Regions from separate parts of the Homo sapiens genome. Here region 2 is linked to region 1. Evidence: read pairs that join two places in POLR2A ChIA-PET (ENCODE). Cell type or tissue: Caco-2. All regions are shown on one strand. Each heading gives the region's core, and the rest is flanking DNA. Links, peaks and the distances in the headings are about the cores only.

The links. ChIA-PET counts read pairs that join two places held together with the same protein. Peaks named below come from ENCODE experiments on the same cell type or tissue, not always from the same donor. Only the 100,000 strongest peaks of a DNase experiment are listed, where the experiment ranks them.
Region 2: POLR2A ChIA-PET joins it to region 1 with 5 read pairs; 2 of 35 experiments call an interaction of 5 or more read pairs at or near these places.

What each region holds. Positions count from the first base shown.
Region 1 is chr10:67,277,493-67,294,416 of GRCh38, reverse strand. All of the region lies in intron 5 of CTNNA3 (catenin alpha 3), which reads left to right. Among named protein-coding and RNA genes, the nearest start is that of MIR7151, 120 kb to the left of the region's middle. RefSeq lists a cis regulatory region at 16,462 and an enhancer at 16,378-16,547. In Caco-2, for the core only: no CTCF peak of the experiment used is centred there; a DNase peak (open chromatin) is centred at 11,366.
Region 2 is chr10:67,768,343-67,776,342 of GRCh38, reverse strand. No RefSeq gene overlaps it. Among named protein-coding and RNA genes, the nearest start is that of TRS-TGA1-1, 7.8 kb to the right of the region's middle. RefSeq lists enhancers at 4,911-5,070, 5,251-5,440. In Caco-2, for the core only: no CTCF peak of the experiment used is centred there; no DNase peak of the experiment used is centred there.

The DNA.
Region 1 (16,924 bases), core at 6,820-14,819:
TTGAGAAGGTTAACTTGGTGTAGTTGAATACATTTTAAGTTTGAAATTCTTGAATGATTGTATGTATGTAATTACCCTGAAATTGTAGCAACACATAGTCTTTTTCCCCACCTATATCTTGTGTCTATTGGTATATTTACTCGAGTATTAGATTTCCTTATATATATTTGGGTCTCTAAATACTCATTGATTTATTTTTTTCAGCAAACAGTTATTGAGTGCCACTGAGTGCCAAACACTGTGCGAACACTCAAAAAGCGAGGTGTTGGGGACAACGAATAAGACCTCATCCTCTTTGTAGGATGAAAAAGCCTTCCAAATAGAATCTATAACTTTGACTGGTATTAGATAAGCCTTTGGAGATTCTTTAGTGACTGCAGTTTGTTTACCATGCTCAGAGCCAATTGAACCTAGAGCACTTAAAATGTGTAATTTATCGTATGTTTATTGCAGCACTATTCACAATAGCAAAGACTTGGAACCAAGCCAAATGTCCAACAGTGAGAGACTGGATTAAGAAAATGTAGCAAATATACACCATGGAATACTATAAAGCCATAAAAAATGATGAGTTCATGTCCTTTGTAGGGACATGGATGAAGCTGGAAACCATCATTCTCAGCAAACTATCGCAAGGACAAAAAACCAAACACCGCATGCTCTCACTCATAGGTGGGAATTGAACAATGAGAACACATGGACACAGGAAGGGGGACATCACACACTGGGGCCTGTTGTGGGGTGGGGGGAGGGGGAGGGATAGCATTAGGAGATATACCTAATGTTAAATGACGAGTTAATGGGTGCAGCACACCAACATGGCACATGTATACATATGTAGCTAACCTGCACGTTGTGCACGTGTACCCTAAAACTTAAAGTATAATAAAAAAAATAAAATGTGTAATTTAGAAGGAGGAGAAAATTTAATATGTACATTGATAACATGTTCCAGTCATAAGTAATCCTTAATACTTTGAACTACTTAGAAATCTGATATAGTGTCTAGTAAGGAATTGTATACCATAGGAGAATATTTATTAAATGAAACAAAATTAATTAAATTCTGCCCTGTAATAGAAATTGACATTCATGGATGGACACAATTTAAGCTGATTTTTATCTGTAAGCTTTATAGATTTTTCTTTTACTAGGGCTCCTTCCAACTACCTTCTAAGAGGACCTTTGGAGATGTTTTCCTCAAAACATTAGGTTGAAAAGTCTAATCTACTTATAAAAAAGAAAGTCTACTTGATCAAGCTTAGCAACTTTATTTTCAGGAATAATTTTTTTATGTAACCTGATATTAACAAGGAAATAGGTAGTATTTATAACTTCTTTCCATTTAGAGAACTTCTGATGGTTCTGCTTTATTGACTCTTCTTAATCTACTAATTCTCTTTAGGAATTTATATGATTCAATATCCTAAACTAGAATGGTTTATTTATCTAGTATTGGACAAAGAGGAAAAAGTTTCAAGTGCTGATAGTTACCAAACTTCCAAATCCCTGTGAGCCCATTAGAGTTACCAGAAAACATTAATTGTGATACATGGTGAGCACACAGGACTTTCTGCATTAAACACATCTCAAACCACAATGATTTGTTCCTATTTAATATTGCCAATCAGAAATGTTGCTCTTTGAAAGTCATTACTATTTTTACTTGAATCTAAAATGTATTAACAGCTTTATGGCTTTTTATTAACTGATTATTAAGTAAAACTAAAGCTTTCAAAGTTTTCATTATTACAAACGTTGATAAAATTGTTCTATCCCTTAGAGTATGGTTTCATTGTAGCAGTTCAAAGAAAATAGCCAAGTAGGAGTTTATAGATATAAAAATGGGAGGGGGACTAATTATGGAATCTGAAAAAGTAAAATGATGTGGTATCATTTGACATTTAAATTTGAGAAGTAGATCAGTATATTACAATCATTGCGCTTATTGTTTTACATGAAATTGTGGAGAATTGTCTGGATTCCCACTTTACTTTGTTGGGACTCGGAAAAAAAAATACCTCAAAATGAAGGTCTCAGAAGTGAAAGCTTCTTTGACTTTCTCCTGCCCTCCTGTCTCTCAGCCCCATTCACCTACATCCAGCCATAGAAATGAGAATCCCTCTTCCCCAGGGCATGTCGTAGAAACTAGAACTTCTTTTCCCTAAAGCCCCCCATAACACCTAAAAATATTACTCAAACTTTCTCTCTGCCCTGCTGTGTAAAAACTGGCCATAAAGAAATTATCTAACTGACATTGTTTTACTGTAGGTCTTAAGACCCCCACCCGCCATTCAAGAGAGAGTCCTGCCCCATACCCGGAAGGAAGAAAGGCATGCTCAGAGAGGCCAAGAAGAGTCTAGACAGACCTTCCCCACTCAACCTATTAGCATTAGGTAGTAAACTTTTTGTCCAATCTTATTTGAGTATGGCTGTTCATACTTTGTTGAACTGAAGCATATAAATGGACAATTTCCCCTGCATCTTTGGGTTTTCATTCTGAAGGCTCTCATGTACACATTAAATACATTTGTATGCCGTTTCTGTAATTAATTTGCCTTTTGTGAGTTGATTTTTCCATGAACCTTTAGAGGCTGAAGGAGTTTTCCCTTGGTCTCTACAACTTTTATCTTTCATTTTTCATAGAAAGCTGTGTTAACACTAGTAAATCATGTGAAGAGGTTACAGTAATATGCAAAGCTTTCTTTTTGTGTGTGAGTGGCGGTGTGGCCTTTTAAACAATCTAGGTATTTATGGTAGATGGTTACATAGTAAAACGAACCCCAGTGAATCAGCTGACTATGAAGTATTGTGTGAGGAGATAACAAACTATTTGGGTGCTCACAATGGTAGATGTACATGAGCTTCTGAACAGGTCACAGGAAATGAGAAAAGATGAACTTAAAATAAATCACTTGTTAGAGATAACAATGAGAAATGCTAGAGAGAGGAGAAATGCTTTGTAAAGAGGTGGGTGAGCAAGTGCTGTGGAGACCTATAGAAAATCAGTGGACCAGGATAGATCATTCATCTTTCACACCAAGCTCACAATTTTAGCCACTCAATAGGTTAACTATCTCTTCTGTGTCCATGTACCATAGATCACACTGTTAACACCAGCTGTGTCACTATTAGTGGGGTTATTTTTATTTACCATAGCTAGCATAGTTTGGGAGCTCACCACGTCCCAAGCATTGTACATGTATTATTTTCTTTTACATATGTTATTTCATTTTCTCCTTACAGCTATTTAATGAGGCAGGTGTCAATATCTCCATTTATAGAAGGGGAGACTGAGACTTGGAGGGATCAATTTATTATATAGCCAAAAACAGCCAGAGAGCAATGTGAATCCTTGTGCATCTGACTCCGGAGTCCATCCTTTCAACCTTATGTTTTTCTATCATCTGTAACATCACCTATTATATTACATAAGAAAGGGTGAACAAATAAGCAAACTCAACATCACCCACACATCAATTATGTGTGACAGACTGAACATGGATTAGCAGAATCTTCTTTTAATTTCTGAGACATGTAAGAGGCAGAATATTTTAGGATGTATAGCTGCGAGGGGTTGCAGAACTAGTCTTGGAGATATATCAGAGTGCTTAATTGATATTGTTAGCCATTTGCTCTACATATTTGTTAACAATTTGCTGTATTTTGAACTCTCTTACTGTATGTCTGTCATAGTTCTTGGAGGAAGCTCTGGAGTCAGACATCTTTGAGTCAAAGATCTGGTTATCCTGCTAGTGATGTAACCTTGGTCACATTTCTTACCTCTTGTTGCCTCAGTTTTCCTGGTTGGAAATGGGGACACATATAGCATCTACTTTATGAGGTGTTTGTGAAGATTCAAAGTGATAATACACATAAAATGCTTAGAACACATCCTGGCACATAGAAAAGTTGCATAAATATTAGCCATGATTTTTATGGTTTTGCATATCTTATTAAATTCTCAATTGTCTCAGGCTATGTTGATGAAAGACACAGTATTTCTACACCTTTAAGACATGAATAACTTTTAGGCTATAATACAAGACAGTCATGCAAATAAGCATATGTGCTCATGAATGTTTGTGATTAATTTGTTTAAATTCTCTTTACATAACAGACTAGGATTTGTGGTGCTACATGCCACACAAGTTGTGCAGGTCTCCAATAAACCAAAATAAAATAAAAAAAGCAGGTATTACTCCATCCCTTAACACTGTAAGCAGGGAATCACTGGAGCTGCTAGCATTTATACATTGTATGAAGGATACCACAGTTCTAAAGACTGCTAATAGAGATTCTAAAGACTTTGGTGAGGCATGGTAGCTCACATCTGTAATCCCAGTACTTTGGGAGGCCAAGGCAGGAGGATTACTTGAGGCCAGGAATTTGAGGCCAGTTTGGGCAACACAGTGAGACCCTGTCTCTACAAATGTTTTTTTTTTTTTAAATTAGCCTGGCATGTGGTATATGCCTGCAGTCCTAGGTAGTTGGGAGGCTGAGGTGGGAAGATCCCTTGAACCCAGGAGTTTGAGGCTTCAGTGAGCCACTCCACTCCATCATGGGAGACAGATTGAGACACTGTCTTTAAAATAAATAAATAAATAAATCCATCCATCAACCATCCATCCATCCGTCCATCCATCCATCCATCCATTCATCCATCCTTCCTTTGTTGGATCCATGTTACCTGCTTAAGAAATGACAGGCAATCAAAAGATAATTGATTAGTTTCTCAAGCACTAATAATAATTTAGTATGTTTTGCCCTTTGTCTCTAGAGCCTTGAAATACATGTACTGAACATGTTTTAGATGATTATTCCTAGATTTGCCTTCTTTGTGGTAAGAGATCTTTAGAATTTTGGGATATGAGAGGGCCAAATGTTTGATTAACGGCTTCCCTTTTATTTTCTTCCTGTCCTCTGACAATCATTTGTTTTGACACTTAGACCTTGGATGTAATTACCCTGATCCTAGTTTCCTCATCTGTACAAGAGCAAAAATGATACCTCTTTTAATGCCTTTTTTGAGGATTTACTAAGATAATTTATGTGAAGCTCTGGCATATAACGATGTTTGATGTACTTTAAAACTTAGGCTATTTGCAACTGGTGCTTTCTTTCTCTCCTCTCTCTTCTCTTTTTACATCTAAGGTTTTTAATTGGTTTTCTGTCTAATAATCCTGACTCATATAGTACAGTACTCTCCAAAGTTGAATACCCAGAAGGCATGCACAATGATCCAGTGGAACATCTGAAAAATATTAGAAATTCTACGGATAATTACTTTTTATCTAAGTAAAAAACAAAGTTTAGTAATTATTTAACATAAAGGCTGAGATTAGAACTTGTATATAATGTATAAATACATATATTATGTGTGAATGCTGAAGTTTTTCTAAAGAGTGCTTGATAAAAAATTTGTAAATCATTTATCTGTTATTTATTTATTTAGAGACAGGATCTCGCTCTCTTGCCAGGATGGAGTGCAGTGGTGCAATCATAGCTCACTATAACCTTGAACTCCTGGGTTCATGCAATCCTCCTGCCCTGGCCTTTCATGTAGCTAGGACTACACTACTAAACTTACCTATCATTTAGTACCTGAATGAAGCTTTATGGGTGACAGACAGAGGATTTTGGAAAAACTTTCTGAAAACTTTCTTTGGGTCCAGAATTTGAGCAGGTCACAAGGAGGTAATCTTATTACAGGTGCCAGAGTACAATGTGACTCAGTGTTAGTGCTTGGATCTTTTGATTTTTTGCAGTTTATTGTAGTGTAGCTTCAGTGTAGTTTTAGCATAGTTTTATTGTTGTTATTGTTAAAGAAAGAACTATGTTGCGGAAGCTGGTTTGTTCCACATTTTCTGTTAAGGTTGCAATCTTATTTGAAGAGAAAAAATGCACAGATAATATGCAGTACAAATTCATTGTTTATATTATGATTAGCAGTTGACAAGATATCCATCTTATAAACTGAATAAGTTCTGTTTAAATTGGTTGCATTGGTAATAAATGAAAAGTGGTGCTAGGCTACTTGTTGGGATTTGTATGCTAAGAAGATTTTCTTTAATTTTGAAGCAAACTGATAGAAGTTCACACAGCCATCATCTGTGCTTCTGTTGTTGGGACTCAAAGACGTGTAGTAGAAAGATTTTTCATCAAGCTTAACTTTACTTAATGATTAAAGCAATTTTTGCAAAACTGTGTCCTACAGGAGAAATCTGTATTCCTGTTGGATTTCAAAGACATTTTACAATACTACTTCCACTTGCACCAGGGAAAAAATTTTACAGAATAGTAAGCTATTTGTTTTGAGGATTGGACTAATCAATTTCAGTGATTATAAACCTCTGATCTTCACATTGATGGGTTATGTAATGGTGTTGAAACTGTGCATATTAACAATACATGAAATGGTTTTAAATGTCTTTTATGAACAGTGTCAATTAGAGAAGGGGCTAAATTGACTGCAAAAGCTCATATTTGATGGCAAAGATGCTCTTCTACTCTCAGTAAAAGTTGTTCTTTTTACTGACTCAAAGTCTATTTGGTACTCTTTTAAGACTAAAACTACACCCCTAATTATATAATCAGGGAGAGTACTAGAGTGATTATAACTACATGTTTTTCTGCAATCTTTGAACACAATATCAAATGCTGGTGTTCTAAGTAGTCTGTTTCCAAATATCCAAGTTTAGACTGGACCAAGAATATATGTTAGAAAACATGTCTGATGAGCGTTTCAAGGCTGGTCACATCATCTGATTGCATTTGGAGGACGCACATTGGCTTGGGCTGTGAGCTGGGTATGAATGGCTACAAGAAGAAAAATCCTTCTATAAATTCAAGTCATTTGTATGCAGTCAGTGTGAGAAATATGTGCATAAGGAGTACCTTTTATGGTGAACATACACAATAGTTCCAGAGGATTGTCTTTATAATACATCATACTATATGCAAAGATATTTAGAAAATATTTGCACGAAAGTGATGGCAAAACCATTGACTAGTCTGGAATGGGTTTGGCTATCACAAAGACAATCTGTAAGAATGTTTTTTCTTTTCTTTTTTTTTACAAGATGGAGTCTCACTCTGTTGCCCAGGCTGGAGTGCAGTGGTGGGATCTGGGCTCACTGCAACCTCCGTCTCCTGGGTTCAAGTGATTCTTCTGCCTCAGCTTCCCAAGTAGCTGGGACTACAGGCGTGTACCACCATGCCCGGCTAATTTTTGTATTTTTAGTAGAGATGGGGTTTTGCCTTATTGTCCAGGCTGGTCTCGAACTCCTGACCTCATGATCCACCTGCCTCCGCCTCCCAAAGTGCTGGGATTATAAGCACGAGCCACCGCGCTCGGGCCCAGCATGTTTTTTCATGTTCCAGTCACCATGGAGTCGCTCAGCAGAAGCTCTTGCTTCTAGGGGGATTTCAGAGGAAGCGCCAAGAAATTGTGTTCAAGAATCTGTCCAGGTTTGCAGCTAGGGTAAGGGTTTCTTTCAGTAGAGCTGCAAAGTCAAAGCAGAAATAATTCTCAGGCTTGTGAAATGCCTTAAGTTGAGACAGCTAGTATTTTTATATCAACTCTAGATTAATATTCTGTTCTTTTAAAATTTTGTAGTTCTGTGTTGTAGAATTTTAAGTCAGGAGTTAATGCAGAGTTAATTTTACAGACATGAAAACTTGTATCATGAAGGCCTTCCCATTTCTTGAATGTTTTTCTTTTGCTACTTAGTACAACAGGAGAAAAATTAGGTGATTTTTTTGGGTACCAATTTTAAGTTTGGTAAGAATGGAAAGATGCTTAAATAATAGATAACTTTAAGTAAGTAATTGCAGAGGGGGCAGATAAAAGGCACCATTCATCAAGTGTCAACTCTGTGCCAGCTATTTAGCTAAGTGCTTTACATGAGCTATATAATGTAATCTTCACATTAACCCTGTGAGGTAGGTAATATTGTCTCCATTTTACATAGGAGGAAACTGACCATCCAGAGAAATTAACAGATTTTAAAAATGTCCTACAACTAGTAAATGACAGAACTGGGATTTGAACTAAGAGCTCCAGGCTCTAAAGCACATGTTCACTTTATAGTTTTACTTCCCACACATGGTCATTTAAAATGGCATTATTTAGTCATAGATTGAATATAGCTGTCATGAGAAATCAGCTTGTTCTGTGTGAGGGTAAGAGTCACTAAGGGTTATTTGCTGGTTTCTTTAAATTGACTTGGAGAGCTAAGTCTCTAGGAGAAGGCAGATGTCTTCATTTACTACCTGGAAGGATAAATGTTGCCACACTTGCACAAACATATTGTATTTCTAGAAACCAGCATACACATTTGATGTGGAATGAAAATACACTCTTTGTTTGGCCCAGCCCATTAATTTTAAAATGCCTAGAGCCCAAAGCAGCCCCAAACAGCTGGAATACTACCTGCTATTCCAAAATAGGCACTAAAATCCTCTATTTATAAAAAATAAAAATGCTCTTCTTTTCTTAACAAGCTTTGTTAGTGAAAAAGCAACCAAAACTGATTGCCTGGTGTTTTTTCTTACTTTGCATTGAGTCCTGCATTATATTGCTGTTGTGATGAAATCTGAAGTATACACAAAAATCAAACACATTTCCTGCCTGTAGGAACCTTTGTAAAAAACAAACATTAATTATATAAAAACATATTCCTAGGCCACACAATATTAATTTTAAATAATTGAGTCAGTACAAACATATTTTTCTATTTTATATAGAATGGATTTTCTCTTTTCCTTTCTATGTACTTTCCTGTTTACAAAACAAGTGTTACTTTAAAAATTCATTGTAATTCTTTAGACTGCCTCCTCTGGATATTTCATTTTTGATGGCTATTTGAGAATTTATTCATTTATGCAGTGTGAAGTTGTGCAAAGAGCAGTAGACTGAATGTCATTGGCCCAACTTATAGTTTTATTTTGTGAAGGGTAGTGTCTAGCCCAGTGCCTGATGTATTGTAGGCACTTCTTAGATGCCCATTGATGTTTTGTAAAATCTCTGCTAGCTAAGTGACTTTGGGCAGTTCTCTAGCCGTCTATTTCCTTATTTTAAATATGTGAAGTTTACGGATGATTTCTAGGGGCCCATAGCTAGCTCTGCAATGCTGTAAAGGAGGAAAAACAATTTTCTCCTCTACCTTTCATTAGTTATTAGTTGGGACTTCTAAATGTCTAATTTCTAATGTTTAAAAGACATTAACATGAGAACAGTGTCTTCTAAAACTTCTAATGTCTAAAAGACATTAACATGAGAACAGCAAACAGAAGTTTAATAACGTGTACTTTCTATATACATGATAGCTCAGAGAAATGAGTAAATATCTATTTGGAGTAAGTCTTGAAGAAGTCACAAATTCCAGGAACATGAAGATAATGGGTGAGGCAGCTAGTCAGGAGCAAAAACGCTTTTAAACAATTACCCCTGGGCATAGGTGCCACCCCCAGGGGGTGAGGGGATGACTGAAGTCTTATGTCTCTCCAGGCTTGATAAATTTTGTATTCCTCACATAGCTTAGACTTCTCTGAGCTATTTTTCTTTTTTCAATATTTTTAACACTCACTATAGAACTTGTTAAGCCAAATATGTCCACTGGGAATGCTATAAGCTTATTCCAATGTTTTCTCCATTGGTTATAACATTTTAAGGAAAGTTACTCTTTTGGAATGAGGGTTTTGTAGTTAGGTTATGATCCAAGTGCAAATATTACCCTGATTACTTTATAGCCATCAATTGGCTTAGATAAAAAAATGATGATACATTCAGCCTGATCAAATACCTTTTTAATTAGACTTTGTTCAATTAAATTTCTCCCAAAGGGTACATTTGCCATTATTAAAACATTAATTTTTTTTTACTTACTCGCTGTAAGTACAGATAAAAATATTCAAAATATATTTAAGTATGTGAACTACCATGGAATTAGTGTTACTTCTTTCTAAGATGTTGCTTTTGAACAAAATAATACTAATTTGGTTGCATGAATTCTTTTGTCTTCATTGAAAAGTCAATTACTTTAAAGATGCTTCTTTGTTCTCCGTTAAATCAATTCACTCCTAAATGTAATTCAAAAGCATAGCCCCAGGGGAGTACTTTTGAAATGGCAGAGTGGGGACATCTGAAAATTCACTCCTTAAAAGCAATGAGAACACTGGCAAAAATGGTCAAAATAACTTTTTCAGAACTCTGGAAATTAAGGCTTGCAACAAGAAAAATGGCAGAATTGATACAAGAACAATGATTTTTGTGGTGTTTTAATTTACCCTATTTCCATCTCCCTCTCTCTAGGATCACAGTAGCCTTGTTTGGGGGCAAAGGGAGAGCTTCCCCACTTTCCCCACCCCAGCCCTCTGAAGGTTTGCTGAAAAATCACTAACGTGAGGCAGATTGATTAATAGGAGAAAAGGCATACACATTTATTCAATGTGTATACACAGTGGCCTTCAGAATGAAGACAAAGATACATTATCCATTTTTAGGCTGAGATTCAATGAAGTATGGACATACCTGTAGAAATATGATTGTTCAAAAGGATATTGTTAGTGGTGGCGAGTCCAAACAGGTCCGCAGCAACCTTCAATTCTTGCCTCCTCTGAAGAAAGAATTTGACCGAGGGGCATAAGGCAGAGTGAGAGACCCAGACAAGTTTTGGAGGAGGAGTGAAAGTTTATTAAAAAGTTTTAGAGCAGGAATGACAGGAAGTAAAGTACATTTAGAAGAGGGCCAAGTGGGTGACTTGAGAGATCAAGTATGTGATTTGACCTTTGACTTAGGATTTTATACATTTCATTAGCATGCTTCTGGGGTCTGCATCTCTGCATCTCTTATATCCTGATTCTTCCTTGCGGTGGGCCATCCAGATGCACAGTGACCTACTAGGACTTTGGAGGGGTTGAATGCACAGTGTGTTTACTGAAGTTGTACACATAGTCACTTGAGATGTTTTTTCCTTACCAACTGAGTGTTCCTAGAGGAAGGTCATCTGCCATTTTGCCTCTTAGGGTGCGTGCTTGAGCCCACTCACCCAACTCCTGAGATCTTATTGGGAAGCTGCTGATTACCAGTTTCAGATGTTATCTGTCTATTGGGAGACTGCCTTTTCCTGGCACTGGCTGCGACCAATTATTATTTTAGCAAGACTGTATAACAACCACCTTACCATCACCTGATGGTTGCCTGACATTCCTGGTGAAGAAGCAGTGGACCCTCTCCTACCATGCTTGTGTCTCACTAACTACCTTCTATAACAATATGATCTAGTGTTAAAAAACTGAGTGGGGAAACCCAGCAAGTCCTGTCTGTCTAGATTCTTCTTGTCCTCTCTGTGCAGCAGTCCTTCCTTCTGGGTGTGGGATGGGGCCCCCTCTGGAATGTCAAACAAAATAGATTAGATAATTTCTTTATGGCCTGTTTTTACATAGACTATTTTTAGGTTTCTAAGGCTGGCTTTTGGGAAAAGGGGTCCTGCTTTCTATGACCCACCTTGGGGAAGAGAGATTCTAGTTTTCATGGCTAGCCTTGCGGGAGAATGGGACTGAGAGACAGGCATGCAGGAGAAGGTCAAATAAAAATGTTTGCTTTTGAGCTACTGCTAAGGCCTTCATTTTGAGGCATTGTTTTCTGAGCCCCAATCTTGAAAGTCAGTAGTCACACAACCATGGTAGCTGTGAAACCCACAGCTGAGCAGCCACTGAAAAAAGAAGAATGGATTTGGAGCTGCCTCAAAAGCTCCATACCCCTGAGACAATTTCATAAATTGTAAAACTGCGTTTATTGCTTTATAATGTTTAAAGATGTAATTTGTATCAAATAATGTAAGAGCAAAACATAAAATGTGAGAAAAGAAAACATAAAAGTAGACTTAGGTTACCATGGGTTAAGCAATTGTTTTTAGATATGAAGATCCGCTTCCTTCTCCTTTTCCTTTTCTTATTTATGCTTGGATAAATATTACTTCCCTTGAGAAGCCTTTTCCTATGAATTGCATTCTCTGCATCCTACTCAAATTTGTGTTCCCATGGGAGTATACCTACAGGAAAACATTCATCATGATGTTATATTGTTTATATTAGTGCCTTTGAATCTCTCTCCACAGCTAGGCTTAGGAACATTTTTGTATGTTCAAGACTAGCAGTGTCTGACATATAGTAGGGATTCAATATAGAGTTATAAAATTTTAAAATAAATTTTGGACCAAGTTGCGTAAGGAATAGGGTAGAATTACTTCTAATAGAAAGTATAAGTTAAAAAATAATATTTATTATGATAGTCTTATTTTCTGTTTAATTTACTTTAAATGATAATGTGAAATCATTATTTGTGTAATAGGACATACTGGTATTATCATTAAAATGAAACTTCACAGTTTTCTATTGGCCACAATGATTGGCAACTCTCTCTGCGTTGTCATATGGACCTATCATGAGGTTTTCTATGTAGAGAGTAGTCAATATTTATTTGAAGAATCAGTGAATGAATGAATGCATCTTATGGAAGCATAATCCAAGGATCTTTTCCTTAGAAATCATTATCATTCTTGTTACATTGAAAATGTCCTCTAAAAAGTAAGATAAATTGAATTTGATTCATTTGGCTGGTGGGATATTTATATTCAGAACTAAAGTGAATTGATTACATATCAATTATTCATGATTAATAATATAATACAAGTGATTGTCCCATTAGACATTTTTTCATGCTATATGACATAAAGGACAGTAACAATCTATGAAATTGAAGTATCTTGGAAAATTAATTTTTATTCCAAATAAACTTAACTAATAAGGAGTCCCTGCTGAATTATAAATATTTAAAGATATCTGCAAATTATAAACCATCATATATATTAGAAAAAAATTAGTCTGAGTAGAGAAGCAGTGCTGTGCATTTTTTTCCTGACTTATTGGGCTCCTTTTAAGCTTTGCAATCAAATAAATTTCTCTAGTCACTCAGAAGTGTAAATAAAGAGCACTCAGCGTGCTGATATATTTTATATTTAGTGAAGGTGCTGCAGAAGGAAAACAAAAGGACTTGCAACTGAATCAAAGTGATGAAATGTAGTGGATTACATAGATCAGGCAATAAATAAACTATTGACCAGAGTATGTTTAAGTGAACATTTTTGTTAGAAAATAACTTTGAAAATGCTAAACAGGTCTTTATTGCTACTATTGGTCTTATTTAGTTAAATCTTGCTATTTGATTAAATCATTTTTGAGGTGAAAAATATTTGACTGTCCTCTCATTTTTTTTTTCAAAAGTGTAAAGATCATGACCTAAAATCAGTAATAGGAGAAAAAATAAAGACAGAATGGTGGAGGGAGGATAATGATGAAAATGTCAAACGTAAAAATGTGTAGAATTGCTGTGTTTTGTGGGGAAGCCTACTTTCCCTCTGATGTTTTGATGATTGACACATTTTGCCAAAATAAACTGACAATAGACAGACAGATTAACAGGAGAAAAAGACACAAAAGTTTATTATTGTGCACATACATGGGTATGAGAGTCCCACAGATATAAGACTCAAAGAAACAGACAGACAGTTGAAGCTTATATACCCTCTTCATTGGGGGAGGGAAATGGAGGAAATATAGGCAATTTTGAGGGATTGTAAATGATTTTTAGGGAAATTAAATGGTCCCAGTGATAAATGCAGGAGGCAGATAAGGGAACCTGCACAGGGTCTTCTTGCCTGGGCATGCCTGCAATGCACTGGGGGCCTATGTGCACACTGGGAGAATGGGGTGGAGTCACCAGGAATTGACACCTTATGCAGGGGCAGGAGTCGGGCGTCTTCAGCTTGTGTGTGGTGACCTGGTATTCAGTCTGTGAAGTGGGAGCCGGTTGGCAGGACTCCCTCACCTGTTTGCTGAGAGTTTTCTTTTTGCCCAATGAACTCTGCTCTCCTTACCTTTCAATGGATCTGTGTGCCTAATTTTTCCTGGTTGTGAGACAAGAACCTGGATTTTACCCGAACTAAGGAGGAAAAAAATCCTGCATCACCAGGAGACAGAAATTAGCTTGTAAATGGTTCTCTTTGGCATTTGAATGAGCTTTAGAGACAGACACTATTTTCTGACAAAGTCCATCCAGTTTTGGTTACATTCCTTAGTCTTCTTTCCTGCCATAGATAATTAAATTTCAGGGCGGGGGACAAAAGACAATTCTGTGCCTTTTGGAAAGCTCAGATAAAGGAATTTGAGAGAGAGGGTTCCACTCTGTGCTTGGAGTGAGAAACAGGAGATCAAAAAGTCCTTGGTTCTGGGGCTGCTTATGAGGCCTTTTGATATCCTTTAATTTAAAAGAACTCAGCATGCCAAAGCACCATACTTTGGGGTATTGTTCTCTGGACTCCTACAATTTCTATGGTAAGGCCTATTATTTAATATATTTTTCTATAATTGTGTAATAGATATGATTTTTGGTATCTTTTATGAAGTAATGATAGATGTCATCTGTTTTTATCAATGAATGAAATTTTCTCTGTCCGTTTCTTTCATTTTCTCAGTTTTTTCTCTTCCACCTCCCCTAGTAAACCTTATCAGTTTGGAGTAGTTGAAAGAGCACTGAGTCAAAAGCCTTGATTTTATATCTGGCTGTGACTGGAACTAGCTGGGTGGCTTTAGGAGGTTAGATTTTGTGAAAGGAAAGTAGAAACTCGGGACCCCAATTCACCATGCCAAAAGGAAAAAGTTAAGCTGAAGGCTGAGTCAGCCGCCTTTCCTTTTGTTCCTAAGCAGATAGCTACAGATAAAAGGTTAAATATCTCCCCGTAGCTACATAGTGTTCACCTTAACTTATGTAAAGTGCCAATTTACCAAGCACAAGACAAATACCTAATTGACTATTACCCTATCTGCCCCTTTCCTCTTGCAGTGTGTGTATTTCCATACTCTCCCTCCTTCCCCTCCAGCCCGCTTTCCCCCTTTACATATTGAAGCCCTCAAGTTCATCTTCGGAGAAAGACAGACCACAGACTGTTTCGGTGATTTTATGTTTATTTCTTAATAAGGGTATGTCCTTAACCCTGGCAAAATAAACTTCCAAATTGATTGAGACCTGTCTCAGATACACTTTGGTTTACAAATGAATGATTTTATGGCTCTCTCCAGGTTCAAAATGTTATTGTTAATGTATGTATACTAATAGACTAATGATGGGTTAATTGTTATGTGTCCTTAGTCTTTTGAGGGCTTGGTGTTGCTTAGACTCTAGGTTTTATGACTGACTCGATGTATTTGGGGTGCAGTAAATGTCACTTATTTAGTATGGATCCCATATGTCAGTTTTTCTGATTACTGCTCCATAGGTAAACAACTCAGGACTCAACACCACCTTTGCATTCTCCAGAAAAAATTTACCCACGCCTAAAGCATCAGTAAGTAATGGTGATTGTGCTGAATGTTATTTTGGAGGTGAGGACTGAGATCTGATTTTATCTTGCCCAAATTCCTTTCTAAGGGGTCTGGGGAATCATGCCCTACAAACCATAAATTCTCATCAGATGGGTTTTATTTAACCCTGTGTATCGTGGCTTACTTTCCAATCTGACTATAGGATAAGAAGGGAAAAAATCAAAATGTTTTACCCCAAAATATATTTCCTTGCCATACCTTGAAATTGACCTGCAAAGACTCTTGTGGGAAAAATCCACATTCTACAGAGAATCTCCTTCCCCCTTCGTTTTCCTTCCTTTCTTTCTAGATCCAGGAGGCAGTCAACTGAAAGGCAGGTAAGTTTTTAGGTCTGATAAGAAACATTGTACAATCTGCTCTCTCTCTGAAGTCTGCTATCTGAGAGAGTCCTCTGCACAATAAAACTTGGTCTCCACAATCCTTTATCTTAACCTGAACATTTCCCTTCCACTGATCCCCAGTCTTCAGATAAACTCAACTAATTTTCAACCAGAAAATGTTTAAATTCACCTATGGCCTGGAAGCCCCTGCTTTGAGTTGTCCCGCCTTTCTGAACCAAACCAATGTGTTTCTTAAATGTATTTGATTGATGCCTCATGCCTCCCCAAAATATATAAAACCAAGCTGTACCCTGACCACCTTGGGCACATGTTCTCTGGACCTCCCAAGGGCTGTGTCACAGGCCATGGTCACTCATATTTGGTTCAGAATAAATCTCTTAAAATATTTTACAGAGTTTGACTCTTTTCATCATCAAAGGAAAGCTTTTACCTTGCACATTCCATAACAAATTACTGTAAAAATCTTTGTTATACCTGTACGTTCTCCAGAAATCATCTTTGTTCTCCTGTTCCTGGAAAGGGGTCCCAATCCAGACCCCAAGAGAGGATTCTTGGACCTTGTGCAAGAAAGAATTCAGGGCGAGTCCATAAAGTACAGTGAAAGCAAGTTTACTGGGAAAGCAAAGGAATAAAAGAATGGCAGTCCATAGGCAGGGCAGCATCTTGGACTGCTCTATTGATAATACTTATAGTTATTTCTTGATTATATGCCAAACAAGGGGTGGATTATTCATAAGTTTTCTGGGAAAGGGGTGGGCAATTCCCAGAACTGAGGGTTCCTTCTCTTTTTAAACCAGACAGTGTAACTTCCTGACATTACTATGGCATTTGTAAACTGTCATGACACTGGTGGGAGTGTCTTTTAGCATGCTAATGCATTATAATTAGCCTTTAATGAAAAGTGAGGACAACCAGAGGTCACTTTTGATGCCATCTTCATTTTGGTAGGTTTTGGCCGGCTTCTTTACCCCAATCTGTTTTATCAGCAAAGTCTTTGTGACCTGTATCTTGTGCCGACTTCCCATCTCATCCTGTGACTAGGAATGCCTAATCTCCTGGGAATGCAGCCTAGTAGGTCTCAGCCTTATTTTACCCAGCCCCTATTTAAGATGAAGTTGCTCTGGTTCAAAGGCCTCTGA
Region 2 (8,000 bases), core at 1-8,000, 490 kb before region 1:
TTGGATGTTTTATAGAGACAATCTTGAGAAAAATGGTTTGAGTGTTATTTTTTAAAAAGAAGCTTTAAAAGCAGTGGGAGAAAAAAAAACCCAAAGAATAATTCAGAAAGACATACTACTTGAAGGTATTGCCGATGTATTAATATGTGCTAGAAATAAGTGGCTCAGGAGGCATCAATATGCCTCAGCCCTGGTCATTTTTCAAGCCTGGATGAATGTAAACCAAAATCAAATAGTCACAAGTAGATTTGAACGATATATTGGCTAATTTTTGTGGCAAAAGCAGGAATAGGAGAAGCAGTAGATAACAGCATCTCTGAGCCTTTTTGACTGCATTTTAGAAATAAATTGGTTTCCAGAATGAATGTACCTTCAAGTCGGTCTTGCAAAGGAGTTGGGATTGTGTCATGATATACATGTAGGTATTGAAAAAAATTCATAGTTATACATCTCACCCCTGAAAGGTTCTGCAAGCAGAAGCAGGAACTGAGAGTGGGTCTCATGGATCTCCCACCCCTCTCTTGCTTTATAAATGACCCTTGCTACTCTGCAGGGAAGGCTCCAGACCTACTTTCTCTGTAACTCCAGTCATTATCTGTCCCTCTTCTGAGCCAGAGGCAGTGAGTGTTACACCCAGAAGGTATTTGAGTTAGCAGAGGCTATGGTCACAGAAATTATGACTGGAGCATCTTGAATTGTTGGTAAAAAATTCCAGGAAGTCCAGTCTTTCTGGGGAGCTTATGGAGCTAAGGAGAAGGGAGAGGAGACAGAAATAGTAAAGAAAGGAACAGTTTCTAAGAATTGACTCATTTGAGAAGTCATAAGGTAAAGGAATACTTTTCCTTCCGGCTCTTTCTTTTCCCAGGAAATGGAATAGACTGAGGTGGGAGTGAGTGTGCTTCCTTTTTCTAGGGTATTTGCGTAGGCTGTTTTTCTAGGACTGCTGGACTGTAGTGATTTCTTGTGCCCAATTCCTGATACCTGAACAAAGGGCTGACCCCTTCTAATTCTGGATGACTTGGGTTAAGATTCCTGCTTTAGAAAATCTCACATATACAAGAGTTTTTTTTTTTTTTTTTTAGTAAGCATTTGTTTTTGGGAAATCAAAAGATTAGAAACAACTTTAATGGTCTTCAATAGGGATTTGGTTAAATAAATAATGATCTATTTATTCTGAGGCAGTGAGCTCTACCTGCAGCTGGCATATGAGTTAGCAGAGGCCACTTTTAATGAGCCAACTCTTCATACAGAAAGATAGTGTATACCTTTAAATAACAAAACCAGGGTTCAGAACATTTTGAATAATATGCTAACATTTGTGTACAATATGTATGTTCTTGTATGTGCATAAAGAATACATTGAAATAAAAAGTGAGAAACTGATAACTGATGGCCTTTGGGAAGGGGACCTCGGTGGAAGGAGGACAGGGGTGAGAGGGAGCCACTGTGATTTTTGAACCATGAGAATATATTACCTATTCAATAAGCAAATTAATATTATTTAATAACAAAAATCACTGCTTTGTCTTGCCATGAAATAAGATTCTTGGTGTTTTAATTCTTGACTGTTTTTCTAGTATACCTAGCTTTTCTGGAGTATTTCTTTTTCTTTTTTAATTTTTTTGAGACACGGCCTCGCTCCATCGCCCAGGCTGGAGAACAGTGGCGTGATCTTGGCTCACTGCAACCGCTGCCCCCCGTGGTTCAAGTGATTCTCCTGCCTCAGCCTCCCAAGTAGCTGGGACTACAGGTGCCCGCCACCACGCCCGGCTAATTTTTGTGTTTTTAGTAGAGATGGGGTTTCATCATGTTGGCCAGACTGGTCTCGAACTCCTGACCTCAAGCCACCCGCCTGCTTCAGCCTCCCAAAGTGCTAGGATTACAGGCATGAGCTACCATGGCCGGCCTTGGAGTATTTGTTGAAAATGAGACCAAACATAAATTAGTTATTGCTTATATATATTTAAATTTATTTGTGTGTATGTTCTTAAATCTATGTGTGTGCATGTGTGTGGAGTGTGTGTGTGTGTGTGTGTGTGCATGTTGAGGAGTGTGTATGTTCCAGGAAACCATTAAGGACTGGAGAAGTTTCTAGCCAAGGATGTCAATATGTGAAAGGACCAGAAATTGCTATTCTGTTCTGTGGGAGTGTGTAAGGCAGCCTAACTTGTCTTATGGAGTCATGCTGGGCAGTAGTATGAGACAAAGTTGAAAAGATGTTAGGGCCAAATTATGAAGGGCCTTGTGAATGAAACTGGGAAGCTTGGCCTTTACTCTGCCAGCCACCTACTGGACGTCTGCGGGCAGGAGAGAGTGGTGGTCAGAACGGTGTCTAGAAAGAGGCCATGGTGGTTGGGCATGGTGGCTCACGCCTATAATCCCAGCACTTTTGGAGAACGAGACAGGCAGATCACCTGAGTTCAGGAGTTCGAGACCAGCCTGGCCAACATGGTGAAAACCTGTCTCTACTAAAAATACAAAATTAGCCGGGCGTGGTGGTGCATGCCTGTAATCCCAGCTACTTGGGAGGCTGAGGCAGAAGAATTGCTCGAACCTGGGAGGCAGAGTTTGCGCCACCGCACTCCAGCCTGGGCACCAAGTGCAAAACTCCTTCTCACAAAAAAAAAAAAAAAAAGAGGCAATGGTGATGGTGACTAAACAGCCTTACGCAGTCCAGGGATGCCAGGAGAGAAGGCTCCTCCAAGTCTTTCCTTTCAAGGATAGAATATCTCATATTCAGGGGTCATTGACACATATCATGCAGTTGATATATATTTTTTAAAAAGTGTTCAGAGCTGAATCTGGAATGATGAATGTTACACAGGCTGGGGAATTATATTGTAAAACCAATCATGAGCTATAATAGGCACCAAAAAAAAAAAAAAAAAAAAGGCCTAGATCAGAGAGAATGTCAGAGCAGCTGCTGTTAGCCTCTCAGAGATGGCCTCATGCAGTCCCAAACACATCCTCAGCTAGAGTCAACTCTGGGCAGCTTTGTACATCAACTCCCAGGGAACTTGTTCCTCCCTTTATCCAGCTCAGAGAGACAAAAGAGCAAAGAACATTCCACTCCTTCAATAACATGAGTCAAATGGCCTTTTTTTATCCCTGTCCAGTGGCTCCCTTGAGTTGGTTGCAGATACCTCTATGAGGGACCCATTCTGGTGAAAAGGGGAAGAGAATACCAGCATGTGATCTCATCTTCACTTCCTCATCTATAAACTAGCTGTGGTCTGTTTTGGATGTTAAATGAATGAACACTCATCACAGTGCCTGACCTGTGGTTAGAACTTAGAAAATGGCAGTGACTGCTGACAATGCCATGAGGTAGAAGTAATTATTATTACCACTTAGTGGATAAGGAAATTAAGGCTCAGAGAGGTTATGCAAACTGCCCAAAGTTACATAGCAAGAAAGGGAAGGAGCCTATATTTGATGCTTGGTTGCTCTGACTTCAAAGTCTCTGTTTTTCCTATTCCTTCAAATTCTTCCTATTCCTTCAAATTACTTCACAAATAAACTTGCAAACCTGGTTTCAGGTTACATCTTAACATGCTCAAGGGCTGAAAAGCTTTGTTTACAACAGCAGATACAGTACTAACTACAGAGAAAGGAGAAACTAGGTAAGCATTTCCAGGACCTGCACCCCATCTGCTGTCAAGTGGAGCAGACAATCCCAGTGTACATGAGAGGATTCTGGAAGGATTTGGGCCATTCTGATGTACTGAGATAAAATGATCTTAAAAAACATTCATGTCCTTTCTTGGTATCTTTGTGTTAATGGAAATAATGAGATTTCTTGGATGTGTATAAACCAGGAAGAACTAGTGAAACGTCAACCAGCCTCTTGACAGTGTCCCACTTAATGATATCTTCACAGTGATAACCTGGGAAGAACTTTTTTTATTATAGTGAGGAGAGTCCTCTAGAGCAGAAATAAACTATAGCCACAGGCCAAATCCAGCCCACTGTTTTTGTAAATAAAGTTTTATTGGAACACAGTCACACTCATTTGTTTACAGATTATCTATGGCTGCTTTTGTGATACACAGGCAGAGTTGAGTAGTTGCAACAGAAACCATATGGCCTGCAACACCTAAAATATTTACTGGCTGACCTGTAGAAAAAGTTGCTAACTAATCCCTGCACTAGAGGTGGGTACCAAAATTAAGTGCAGCATTTCTGTGCTCCAACATCCTAAGCACAGGTTATTTCAAAACACTAGCATTCTGTCTCCAATGATGGAGACAGATGTCTTTACATCTGGAAGACAAGTAGCTTTCAGAGGGATACTGTGTATATTCATCTCTTGGAATGACTTGTGGTGTCAGATAAAATGTGTCTAAAGTTCGTGTGCTGAACAATTTTTTTTTTTTGAGACTGAGTCTTGCTCTGTTGCCCAGGCTGGAGTGCAGTGGCACAATCTTGGCTCACTACAACCTCCACTGCCCAGGTTTAAGAGATTCTCTGGCTTCAGCTTCCGAGTAGCTGGGATTATAGGCATGCGACACCATGTCCAGATAGTTTTTGTGTTTTTAGTAGAGACGGGGTTTCACCGTGTTGGCCAGGCTGGTCTCAAACTCCTGACCTCAAGTGATCTGCCTGCCTTGGCCTCCCAAACTGCTGGGATTACAGGTGGAACCCACTGCGCCTGGCCTGAACAAATGTTTTGATAATTGTGTCTCAAATGAATATGTTTGGGAGGGAAATATATTCCCCAAGAGTCTTTGTAGACCTATGTTATGTAGGAGGTTTTATTAGAATAAAAATTAAAAGAACAAAGGGGGCTCTGAGATCCCTGGGGTGGGGACCAGGAGATTTATGAGTCCAGCAGACAGGAGCTGTGCCCCACCTCAGCCCCTGAGTGAGAAGCTTGTCAGCTCTAGCCTCTTCTCCACCCCGACCTCAAGCAGCAGAAAGCATCACAAGCATAAAGCCCACAGGCCACGTCCTCTGTCACTGGATTCTTCTAAATAGTCTGAGATATGAATGGAGAACTGGCCTTGCTCATGCATGCCTCCCTTGGCAGCCCAGCACCAGACAAAGCAGCTGAGGTAAGACTAAGTCCATCACAACCACTCTCTGGGCTGTGAGAGCCTGTCTCAGGACCCAGGATCCGAGGCAAGGGAAGGGAATGGATATTTTAAGAGCATGTGTGTGAGATGGTGGGAAGGAAACAGAAATAATTCATTTCCTGGGGCTTCTAGTCTATGAGCCTGGGTGAGCTTGACTGACCAACTTCATGCAGATTGGGAAAGAAACTAGTCATTGGAACAAGAGCTGAAAGCTCTATGTTTTCTTCATCAGTGCTTCAGATAGAACAGGATATCTGTTTTACCTGAAAATTCCAGTGTCAGAGCCTCTGTCTCTCTCACCCCTGCAGGAGCTAAGACTTAGGTATTATTACTAGTTGTTTGCACTCTAGTATGTAGAAAGAGCCTGAGACCAGATGTTTTTGGGGACATGGGCATATTGGGAAACAAGACTCCAGAAATGGGCATTCCCTCCAGAGGGGACTTGAAATGCAAGCTTTACACAGGTTGTAGGCCAGCCCTATCTCTCACTTCCTTTTTCTACTGCCTCACTACACAACAATGCCTCCATTAATGAAACCTCTGAGGATGAAACTCCTTTACAATGAACATGTTGAGTTAAAACAGAACAACAGCTTCATAAATCATGCTAAACAGTGGTGCAATATATCAAATGGTTGAGCTGCAATATTCCTGCAGATCTATGCACTCAGGGCACAAATCTCTTCAGGCACAGTTTTGATTCATCCCCAAAGCTGCAGGAAAACAGTTTACCCTCTGCTTCCCACCCCTTCAGGTGTTCTGAGACCTCTTGCTTTCTGATCCTCACAATCACAAAATTCACTCAACAATATTACTTATTGAAGGCCCATTAAATAGCAGATAAGGGGATTTTGTGGTTTTACACACACGTGTACACACACACAGAGACATTAAGCAAATATTTCACACTAAAATATCACAAAGCATGATGTGTTGTGAAGAAAAAGAGTAAAATGGTATGAAATTACATAAGAAGGAGGACTGATCAGTTTGATGGGGAGGGAGACATTGGAACATGTACAGAATTCCTAAGGTGGGAAAGAGTTTGGTCTTTTCAAGGAACTAAAAGAAAAGAAAGTACATTTGGCTAGAGAATGACAGGGAGAGGCCCGGTAATTATGCCATGCAGGATCATGGAGAGCTATGGGGTCATGCTAGTGATTCTAGTCTTTATTGTAAAAGCACATGGAAATCCCCAGAAGAGTTCTCAGGAGGAAGGTTATAAGACCAAATGTGCATTTTAAAAGAAAAATTTATTTTATGGAGAACAGATTGGAGGGGAGGAAGAGTGGATTGGAGGAGATAATTAAGAGGCCGAGAAGTAGTTGAGATGAGAGGTAGTGTTGATTTGGACTGGGTGGTGGTAGTAAATATGGAACAAAGTTGATTCTCAGCATATTTAGGGGCAAACTCAATGGCACTTGGGTTGAATAGGAAATGGGTTAAGGAATAGGGAAATATCAGGATCATTCCAAGTGGGTGTATCCTGCTCCATGGCTGGAAATGCCACAAACTGGAATGGATTTGGGACCTGGATTTAGAAGGGAAGGATAATTGTAAATTTAGCATTTCTACAGATTAACTGATTACAATTTGCAAAAAATTCACTTCAGTCTATTTATGTTTAAAACCTTTGAACACTGATCAGAAAGTTGCAGGACCTAATTTCTACTAAAGGAAGTAGGTAGAAAAACATTTGGGAGAAGGGGACCTTGATATTATAACTTCCTCTGCCTTCGAAGAGGGGTCTGATTGCCAGGCATGTTGAGGCACAGGGACAAGGCTGAATTGCTGTGTAACATAAAAGAATGAAAAAGCTGGGGTCTTGAGAGAAAATCCTCAAGACAGTGCATCATGTGAGGTTGGGTCAGAAAAAGCTGGCTCGAGGGGATGCACAGGAGGGTTGGTAGTGGATAAGAGAACTCTGGAGAAGAGAAATGTGGAAAGAGGAGTTGAAATGGTTTCCTCTGAGAAGAGGAGTGCACTGCAGAACCTCTTCCACATCCACCCCCACCCCTTCCATGGATTTTTCTTTGCTCATCATGGAGAGAGCTAAACCTCGAGTTGCATGGAGGCCAGTTGGAAAGTGAACATTCTCAAGGAGACAAAGGTGGGGGTGACCCATGGAGGCAGAGGTCTGTATGTACTTGCCTCCTGGTTCTGTCTGCCCTTTCAGTGCTAGAAGACAAAGAATGGGAAGAAAAGGTAAGGAAAAATATGGAAAGGGAAGGAAGGGTACATAGGCTGTTGTCCTCTGCCCTCTTTTATATTAAAACTATTCTAGGTGGGGGATACTCAATATTACAATAAATTATACTAAGGCAAAGATTAGTGACCTTCAAAAGGAGAACAGCATGTTAAGCCCCTCCTTTCTCTCCCACTTTTTTTGGGCATTCTAGGGGTGAAGTTTGGACATGTGCTGACGTCCATACTTCAGCATTTCTTCTTTGATGAAGAAATGAATATTCATTCATTTCTTCATCAAAAATTTGAGTCCCTTTTCTGTGGTATGTAGGGGCACAAAAATGAGAGATATGATCCCTTTACACATCCTCAGGGAGTTTACCATTTAGTGGTAAGAAAGACAAACAGGCAGAAATAGTGCAATGTGAGCCTTGCTATAATAGGAAATGGGAGAATTAAAGGGGTTTCTGGAGGCTAAGCACTGTAGCTCAGGACTGTAATCCCAGCACTTTGGGAGGCTGAGATGGGAGGATCCCTTGAGCCAGGAATTTGAGACCAGCCTGGGCAACATAGTGAGACCCTGTCTCTACAAAAAAATAATAAAAAAAATTTAGCTAGGCATGGTGGTGTGCACCTGCAGTCCAAACTACTCAGGAGGATGAGGTGGGAGGACCAATTAAGTCCGAGGCTGAGGCTGCAGTGAGCTGTGATTGCCACTGCACTCCAGTCTGGGTGACCAGA